Linked DNA regions of Homo sapiens: region 2 is linked to region 1. A link is a loop called in an ENCODE intact Hi-C map of the cell type or tissue named here. Cell type or tissue: PC-9. All regions are shown on one strand.

Region 1 (4,000 bases):
GTATCTCTCTCTTACACTGGAGGACAGTGAAGCTCAGAGACACGAAATTGCCTGCTTAAGACTACACAGCTAGGAAGGAGTGAATTGGTTTCAATTTAGCAAATGTTTGTTAAGTGACACCTGCACACCAGGCCCTGCCGAAGAAGTTGCAGGTCCAGACCCTGTCCTCAAGCAGCACAGCATGCCCGCAGCTGTCCCTGATTCCGATGACGCTGCCCCTTCCACTGCTCTGCTCTGCCTTTGCCAGGGGTGTCTGTGGTCAGCAGCCCAGGGTGGGGGGAAAGCATCAGAGCAGGTGACCAGGGAGTGGGGTCTGGCTCTGGCGCCTCAGTCACCAGTCCTGGTCTTTGGGGAAAGTACAGTTTGAGAAATATAAGACCGGAGGGTCCTTTCAAGCTCAGTTTAGTGCTCTCCTCCCGCCCCATCCCCATGGTGCAGAAGAAGAAATTGAGGCCCAGAAAAAAGACTAGATGGGCCCAGGGTCACCCAGGAAATTAGAATAGGAGCCAGGATTTCGACCTGGTTCTCCTGACTCCTGGGTCAAACTTGACCATGGCTGTACCCAGGGGCCGGTGCTACCAGGCATGGTCAGGAAAGGCTTCCAGGGGAGCCTTGCATTTCTTCTAGAAAGATAAGTTAAAGAAAGACCAGTCAGAAAGGAAACTCCCAATGCCTGGGAAGGTTTCACAGCCTGAAGAAAGCTCCACAAGCCCATGCTCATTCCTAAACCCACCCCAACCCAGCCTCAGAGAAGGGTGTGGGAGGAGGCCTGACTGGTGAGGCCCGAGGTTGCTTGCTGCTGGGGCTGTGTCTCAGAGATGTCAAGGTGGGGAGAAGGCAGGAGCTGTGCCTTGATTGGTCTCTAAAATCCCCTGCAGGACTGGATGCTCGAAAGTGATGCTTGAGCAAGACAGGAGAACAGAAGGGCCTCCCTGATATAGAAGCAGCCGCAACATGTGTCTGGACATGCACAGAAGCAGGTGCTTCTGTGTGTAGCCTGGGAACTGACTGTCCCCGGGTGGCAGGAAGACTTTTTTAGTAGCCCCATGAATGAGGAACTGACGGTCTGCACAGGTGAAGGTTTGTGAGCAAGAGCTGGGTCAGAGAGGAGGCACCTGTTCTTCCAGAGGGGCCTGGGTCTGGGTGTGATGGGGTAATGCAGTGTGTGTGGTGCGCCGCTGCTGGGTGACTACCCAAGGCTTAACTGTGGCTGGGTGTTGTGGGTGTCTGTGTGTCAACGTGTGGTCAGGTATAGCCATATCTGGCCAGGCTGGTATGGACACCTGTTCCTGTCTTCGTGTCCCATGGGTGTAGCTGTGTGTACCAACCCAAGTGTGAGTCTGAATGGAGCTGGACTTTTTTTTTTTTTTTTTGAGATGGAGTTTCTCTCTTGTTGTCCAGGCTGGAGTGCAATGGTGTGATCTTGGCTCACTGCAACCTCCGCCTCCCGGGTTCAAGCGATTCTCCTGCCTCAGCCTCCTAAGTAGCTGGGATTACAGGCATGTGCCACCACGCCCAGCTAATTTTGTATTTTTAGTAGAGATGGGGTTTCTCCATGTTGGTCAGGCTGGTCTTGAACTCCCGACCTCAGGTGATCCGCCCACTTCCCAAAGTGCTGGGGTTACAGGTGTGAGCTACCACGCCTGGCTGGACTTTTAGTGACTGTAGCTCCAGACATAGCCATAGCCCCCAACAGCTCTGTGTGCTGGAGCTGTACCTTTGTGTGGGTGTGTTGGAGACGGCCTCTGGGGTAGCCTTGGCCCTGTGACCTGGGCTGTTGGAGCTCTGTAGCAGGTGGCCCCCATCACAAGGGGGCACTGTGCATCTTCCTAAACCATCACCGCCGCTGGTGGCCAGTGTGTGGGCAAGGAAGGCTGGGAACTGGCACAAAGATGCCCTCAGCCAGGCCCAGCGCTTCTGCCCCTATTTCTCTGGGCAGTCCTGGCTCTCCTCAGAGTTTTTGCCCTGGGGGAAGGGAAAGGATGTCATTAAAAATCCTACCTAGTAAGTCTCATGGGAGGGGTCCATAGCGATGTCTCTCCCAACTGCCTCATTTGACAAGTGGAGAAACTAAGGTTCAGTTGGGAAATAACCTCTCTCAGACCCAAGCCCGGGATCACTTCCCAACCCTGAGATAAAGCCACATGTGCAACATGTTCCAACATGTGCAACAGCTTCCAACACAGGCCGTAAGTGCCCATTGCAAGACGGGTACTGACAGTGCATGTTGGAGCTGCTCTGGCCTGGGTTTCTGGTTCTGACTCCATCACTTACCTGGCGTGTGACTCTGAGTCTCTGATGCCTTTCTCTGGGCTTCTTTTTCCCATCAGTAAACTGAGAGGATTGATGCCTTTGCTCTTCAAGCCCCTCTTTTCCAGCATGGGCCTTCTAGTTCCTACAGGTTAGAGGTCAGTGTGACCTGGGAGCAGTGATGGTTCTGTGCACCTGGTGGGTAATTATCCTTGTTAAAGACGGCTGGGCATTAAGCATAGCCCAGAGAACTTAGGGTCACACATGACTTAGTGGCTGAGTCAGGATGAGAAGAAAGTCAGGCCTCCTGGTCCCTCACCAGCGCCCGCTGCCCTACCCCAGCACCCCCTGCCCTACCCCAGCAGCTATCCTGACCCTCTCTCTGGGCATAGGTATCAGTGCTTCATTGATACAACCCTGTGTTCCTCCTTGAAGTTGTCTTGCCATTTCCCAAGTCATCTGCCTCCCATATCCATGCCGGGCAGGTCCTGTGCTGGAGACTGTCCTCTCCACTCCCTTATTGAGTCCTAGGAGAAGCCCCATTTTACAGATGGGGAAACCAAGGCTTGATGGAGTTAAGAAATAATAGAAGCTATTATTTTTAAACCTTCTCTGTCTCAATGCCAGACTCTGTGCTGGACACTCACTAAAGTGGGCAGAGAGTGACTAGTCCAACCTCCCAAATTTTCCCCCAAATGGTGCCGAGACCTGCCCGGGATCTGCCAGCCTGATTTAGACAGCAATTTGCATACAATTTACCCAGAAAGCTGCACTGTGAAAAAATATAATTACTTTTTTAATATTCTCGCTCTGATGTGAATGCTTACTGCCCGGTAATGAATTACTTGCTTAATGAAGATAAACCTGAATTGGAGATGCACTTCGGACGGCTGCTGCGGCGTCCGGTTTGATGCCATCATTTGCAGCTGTTAATTTCTGAAATTGATGCCCTTGTTGGTGGGATCATAAATTGAGGGGGAAATCTATGAGCTCCAGCACTTCCAGTTTTTTACTCTGTGGCATTGGTGGAGCTACTTAGCCTCTCTGTGCCTCAGTTTCCTCATCTATAACAAGGGTATTGGGGTAAGTTAGAACTATATAAATGTGGGTCCATCTCACAGTAAAGTGATCTTTACTGGAGAATGATTGAGCATCTACAATGTGTCAGGTGAGAGACAGAGGGGAAGTGATTTATTCAAAGACACTCATGGACTCAGAGGCTTCTGAACTAGAATGAGTAGCCACAGCTTTGTGTCCAGGTGCTACACTTGGATCTCTTCTCCTAAATGGCCTTGAAGATGCCTCCTGACTGCTGGTGATGGGAAAGAGAGCCAGGCTGAAGTCAGACACTGGTAGGAGAAAAAAAAAAACAAAAAAAACTGTGGAGGTGTGGCCACTGGAAACTCTACCCGTTCCTTTACCTGATGCTAACCATGTCTGGGGACTGATCACAGAAGAGCACAGGGCTGGGGGCCAGCACAACAAGCCAACGATTCAGCAAATATGTAGTTACTGCCATCTATGGCCATATGTTTTAGGCTCCTAGCACACAGCCATGAGTAAGACCAGCAAGGTCCCTGCCTACATGGACCTGAAATTCTAAAAGGTGTGGTGAACACATAGCGATAATAGATGAGTTAACTAAGAATAAAGATAAAGTCAGATAATGATAAGTGAAATAAAATTTTTTAAATAGATAATATGAAACAGATCAATTGAGGGGGTAATTTTGACTTGGCCTAAAAGACTT
Region 2 (4,000 bases), 60 kb after region 1:
GGCTGAGCTGGGGAGACGGGGTCCTGCTCCCTGCTGCAGGCCCCCCGCAGGCTCAGAGTAGCCCACAGGGTTGGCCATGCCCCCAGGGAAAGGCTAGGCCCAAAGCTGTGGCCTCACCCTCTGGGCAGTCTCTGTGTGGGAGTGGGGAGGGATGGGGGGTGCAGTTCTGGGGCAGAGGGTGGGTACTCTGGGTTTGTCCAACCCGGTACTTACACCTGTCCCCTCCCTCTCCCAACCCCCTTACCTCATCCTCATCCCTATCTCCCTCCTCCTCCTACACTCTCTTATCCTCCCCCTCTTCTTTCCATCACGTCCCCTCTCTCCCCATGGCCTCCTCACCCCCCGACTCCCACCCGCGTCCTTGTCTCTGGCCACAGAACTCCATCCGGCACAACCTGTCGCTGCACACCCGTTTCATCCGCGTGCAGAACGAGGGCACCGGCAAGAGTTCGTGGTGGATGCTGAACCCCGAGGGCGGAAAGACAGGGAAGACCCCGCGGCGCAGGGCCGTGTCCATGGACAACGGGGCCAAGTTCCTGCGCATCAAGGGCAAGGCGAGCAAGAAGAAGCAGCTGCAGGCGCCCGAGCGAAGCCCGGACGACAGCTCCCCGAGTGCGCCCGCCCCGGGGCCGGTGCCTGCCGCAGCCAAGTGGGCCGCCAGCCCCGCCTCGCACGCCAGCGACGACTACGAGGCTTGGGCCGACTTCCGCGGCGGCGGGAGACCCCTGCTCGGGGAGGCGGCCGAGCTGGAGGACGACGAGGCCCTGGAGGCCCTGGCGCCATCATCGCCGCTCATGTACCCAAGCCCCGCCAGCGCGCTGTCGCCGGCGCTGGGCTCGCGCTGTCCGGGTGAGCTGCCCCGCCTGGCCGAGCTGGGAGGCCCGCTGGGCCTGCACGGCGGCGGCGGCGCGGGGCTGCCCGAGGGCCTGCTGGACGGCGCGCAGGACGCGTACGGGCCGCGGGCCCGCGCCCAGGCCCGGCCCGGTGCTGGGTGCGCCGGGGGAGCTGGCGCTGGCGGGCGCAGCCGCCGCCTACCCCGGCAAAGGGGCGGCCCCGTACGCGCCGCCCGCGCCCTCGCGCAGTGCCTTAGCCCACCCCATCAGCCTTATGACGCTGCCCGGCGAGGCGGGCGCCGCGGGCCTGGCACCGCCGGGCCACGCCGCCGCCTTCGGGGGCCCGCCCGGCGGCCTCCTGCTGGACGCTCTGCCGGGGCCCTACGCTGCCGCCGCCGCCGGGCCGCTGGGCGCCGCGCCCGACCGCTTCCCGGCCGACCTGGACCTCGACATGTTCAGCGGGAGCCTCGAGTGCGACGTGGAGTCCATCATCCTCAACGACTTCATGGACAGCGACGAAATGGACTTCAACTTCGATTCGGCCCTGCCTCCGCCGCCGCCGGGCCTGGCCGGGGCCCCGCCCCCCAACCAGAGCTGGGTGCCGGGCTGAGGGCCGCCTCCCGCCTCCGGGCGCCCCGTCCCGTCCCCAGGGGGCCTCTGTCTTCCCATCCTGATTCCCGGGTCCCTGCCCCCGACTCTAGCTCCCCAGGAGGCGGCCCCAGCCCAGCTAGGGACCCCTCTCGGAGGCCGGCCGCCGGGGAAGGGGAGGGAGGGGCCGGGGCACCCCACTGCTCCTGCCCACACTCCTGAGATCCACCCCCTTCTCCTGGGCAGGAAGCCTGGGAGAGGAGGCTGAATTCCAGGCTGGCTGGGAGTAGGGAGGAGCGGGGTGGGCCGCCTGGTGTGGACGGTGGTCGGGGAAGCCAACTAGGAGATGGGCCAGGGAGCGTTTACAAATCTTCAGTTTCATTTGCGGAGGCCTAGCCGTGACCCCGCGCCCACCCCAAACACGGATCTGATTCCCACTTGACACACTTTCCCACTGGTCTTAGTCTCACCCACCCGAAGCCAGCAACCCTCTGCGGAAAACTCACACCTACCTATATCCATCCACCCTGAGCAGCCCTCCACCCCCAAATCGCCCTCCGACGACCGCCACCCCCACAGTTCAGTCTCCCCCTCCCATCCCTGCCGGCCCTCGCTTCTCCCCTCCCCCGTCGGAGTCAGTCCCTCTCTTCAACCGCCCCCACCCCCTAGTACTGGTCTCAGCTTCTGCAGCGGGCCTCAGCCCCGTCCACCCCCAACCCCGACGCCCCTTTCTCCGCGCCAGTTCTGGCCCTTCTCCCATATTTATAAGTGTCCGGCCGGGACGGGCGGTGGGCGCGGCGTCCCCGGCGCGTATCGTAGGCAGTGTACCGTGGCCGTGCCGTCAGAGTGTGCGTGTGCGTGTGTGCCGTGTCGAGGCTGTGTAGAGTGCATTGTACAGCATATTTTCATGAATAAAATTGTTTTAAATATTTCCCGCGCCTTGGGCTAGAGGAAGGGGAGTGGTGGCGGAGGATAATTGACAGGGAACTTGGGGCAGGGGGAGGGTTCATGTGCCTGAGTCACTATTGTGGCTTTTTGTCTGGGTACTCGTCAGCCTTTGCTAAACTAATGCTCCTCTGCCCGGCACATATTGGTTAAGCGCCTACTGAGTCCCCCGTGCTGAAGATGTGCTTCGTCGAGCTCTGCACCTGTTTCTGTGAACATGTGCATGCACGAAGTTTTGGCCCAGGAAAATGCGTCCTAAATAAGCCTCAGAGATTGGGAGAGGATGCACAAATATTTACTGAGAACCTTTAGTGCCAGGCTCTGTGTTGGGCACGATTTTTGTTCCCATTGTACAGATGAGAAAACAAGGTCAGAGAGAGAAAATGACTTGGGAAGGAGGGTAGAGATGGTGAAAAGAGATCCCTTTGAGGTGCACAGACTGCTGTTGGAATCCATTTTCTACAGTTTGCCAGCTGTGTGACCTCGGGCAAATTTTCAGCCTCTGAAGCCTTGTCTTCCTGGACTACACCATGGAATAGTAGCATCCATCTCATGAACTTCTGTCAGGCATGAGGAAAGGTATGGAAAGTGTTCAGCGCAGGTCCTGCACTCGTTCATTCCAGGAAGATTCGGTGAGCACCTGTTAAGTTCTTATACCAAGCATTGGGGCTGCCCTAGAGCCACACGGACACAGTCTCTACTCTTAAGGAACTTAGAGGCTCCTGGGGAGAACAGGCCAGCAAATAGGCGATTATAGATCAAAGCTGTGCTGATCGGAGGAGGAGCTGGGGGCTGTCGTGGGAATGAATGATGGGGCAGCACTCATCTTGGACTTGAGTCAGGGAAGGTGCCTGGACTGGTGCTGCCTCAGCTAAGCTTGGTAGGAGGAACTGGCATTGGGAAGGGGATTTAGATGAAATGGCATGTTCAAAGGCCCAGAGTCAAGAGGTGTGTGGATTCCAGAACCAAAAGCAGTTGAGTGTGGCTAAAGTTCAGAGAGGGACAGATTACTGATGGCAGGGAGGCTAATGGGCCAGAGGGTTCAACAGTGGAAGAGGGACAGTGTGGCCCAGCCAGAGGTGCTGATGTGGCTCAAACCAAGTTATGGGGGAGGACAGTGGGGCTGCAAGGGAAAGGATGAATTCACATCTACTTTGGATATGGAGTCATTGGGGACTTGGTTGTGGATTGGACCTGGGGGATGAAGGACAGGGAAGCATCAATTGATGCTTGGTTTTTGTTTGGGTATCTGGGGAGACAGGGCCATTCCTTGAGATGGGGCACACCAAAGCAGGAGGAGCCCTAGGGAAATTGATGTGCTCATTTGAGCTATAGTTCATGAGAATCTTTGGGATTTGGAGCAGAGGGAGGGATGTTCAGGAGCATACACACTGCGTGAAATGACATTCTCTGGCACTGGGCAACATAGTGGCCCTGAGGTGTCCACTTGCATAGTGGGGTCAGAGCCCAGAAGGTGTCTGGGCTGGAAAGGGAGGTCAAGAATCAGGAACACAGAAGGTGTCACTGAGGGGTTGGAAATGGCTTGGGAGGGGGAGGATTGCAGAGTTGGAAGAGCAGGAAGTCCAAGTCTGCTTTGATGAACATCTTGGCACAGGAGGGACCCACTGGCTGAG

What was found. Hi-C counts contacts between places; a loop is a spot of excess contacts. Peaks named below come from ENCODE experiments on the same cell type or tissue, not always from the same donor. Only the 100,000 strongest peaks of a DNase experiment are listed, where the experiment ranks them.
Region 2: a loop joins it to region 1, with 6 times the contacts of the local background. A loop is called at or near these places in 2 of 110 quality-filtered maps.

What each region holds. Positions count from the first base shown.
Region 1 is chr1:41,321,255-41,325,254 of GRCh38, forward strand. It overlaps LOC124904159 (a long non-coding RNA gene), which reads left to right and starts at 1,596. Exons shown (of 2, transcript XR_007066027.1): 1 at 1,596-4,000. RefSeq lists an enhancer at 927-1,186. In PC-9, CTCF peaks have their summits at 1,788 (motif pointing right) and 1,989; a DNase peak (open chromatin) is centred at 1,827.
Region 2 is chr1:41,381,239-41,385,238 of GRCh38, forward strand. FOXO6 (forkhead box O6) reads left to right here. Exons shown (of 3, transcript NM_001291281.3): 2 at 378-970; 3 at 972-2,352. The coding sequence ends at 1,443. Among named protein-coding and RNA genes, the nearest start is that of FOXO6-AS1, 7.6 kb to the left of the region's middle. RefSeq lists a silencer at 999-1,048. In PC-9, no CTCF peak of the experiment used is centred here; DNase peaks (open chromatin) are centred at 1,363 and 2,443; H3K4me3 peaks cover 2,652 bases; H3K27ac peaks cover 1,505 bases.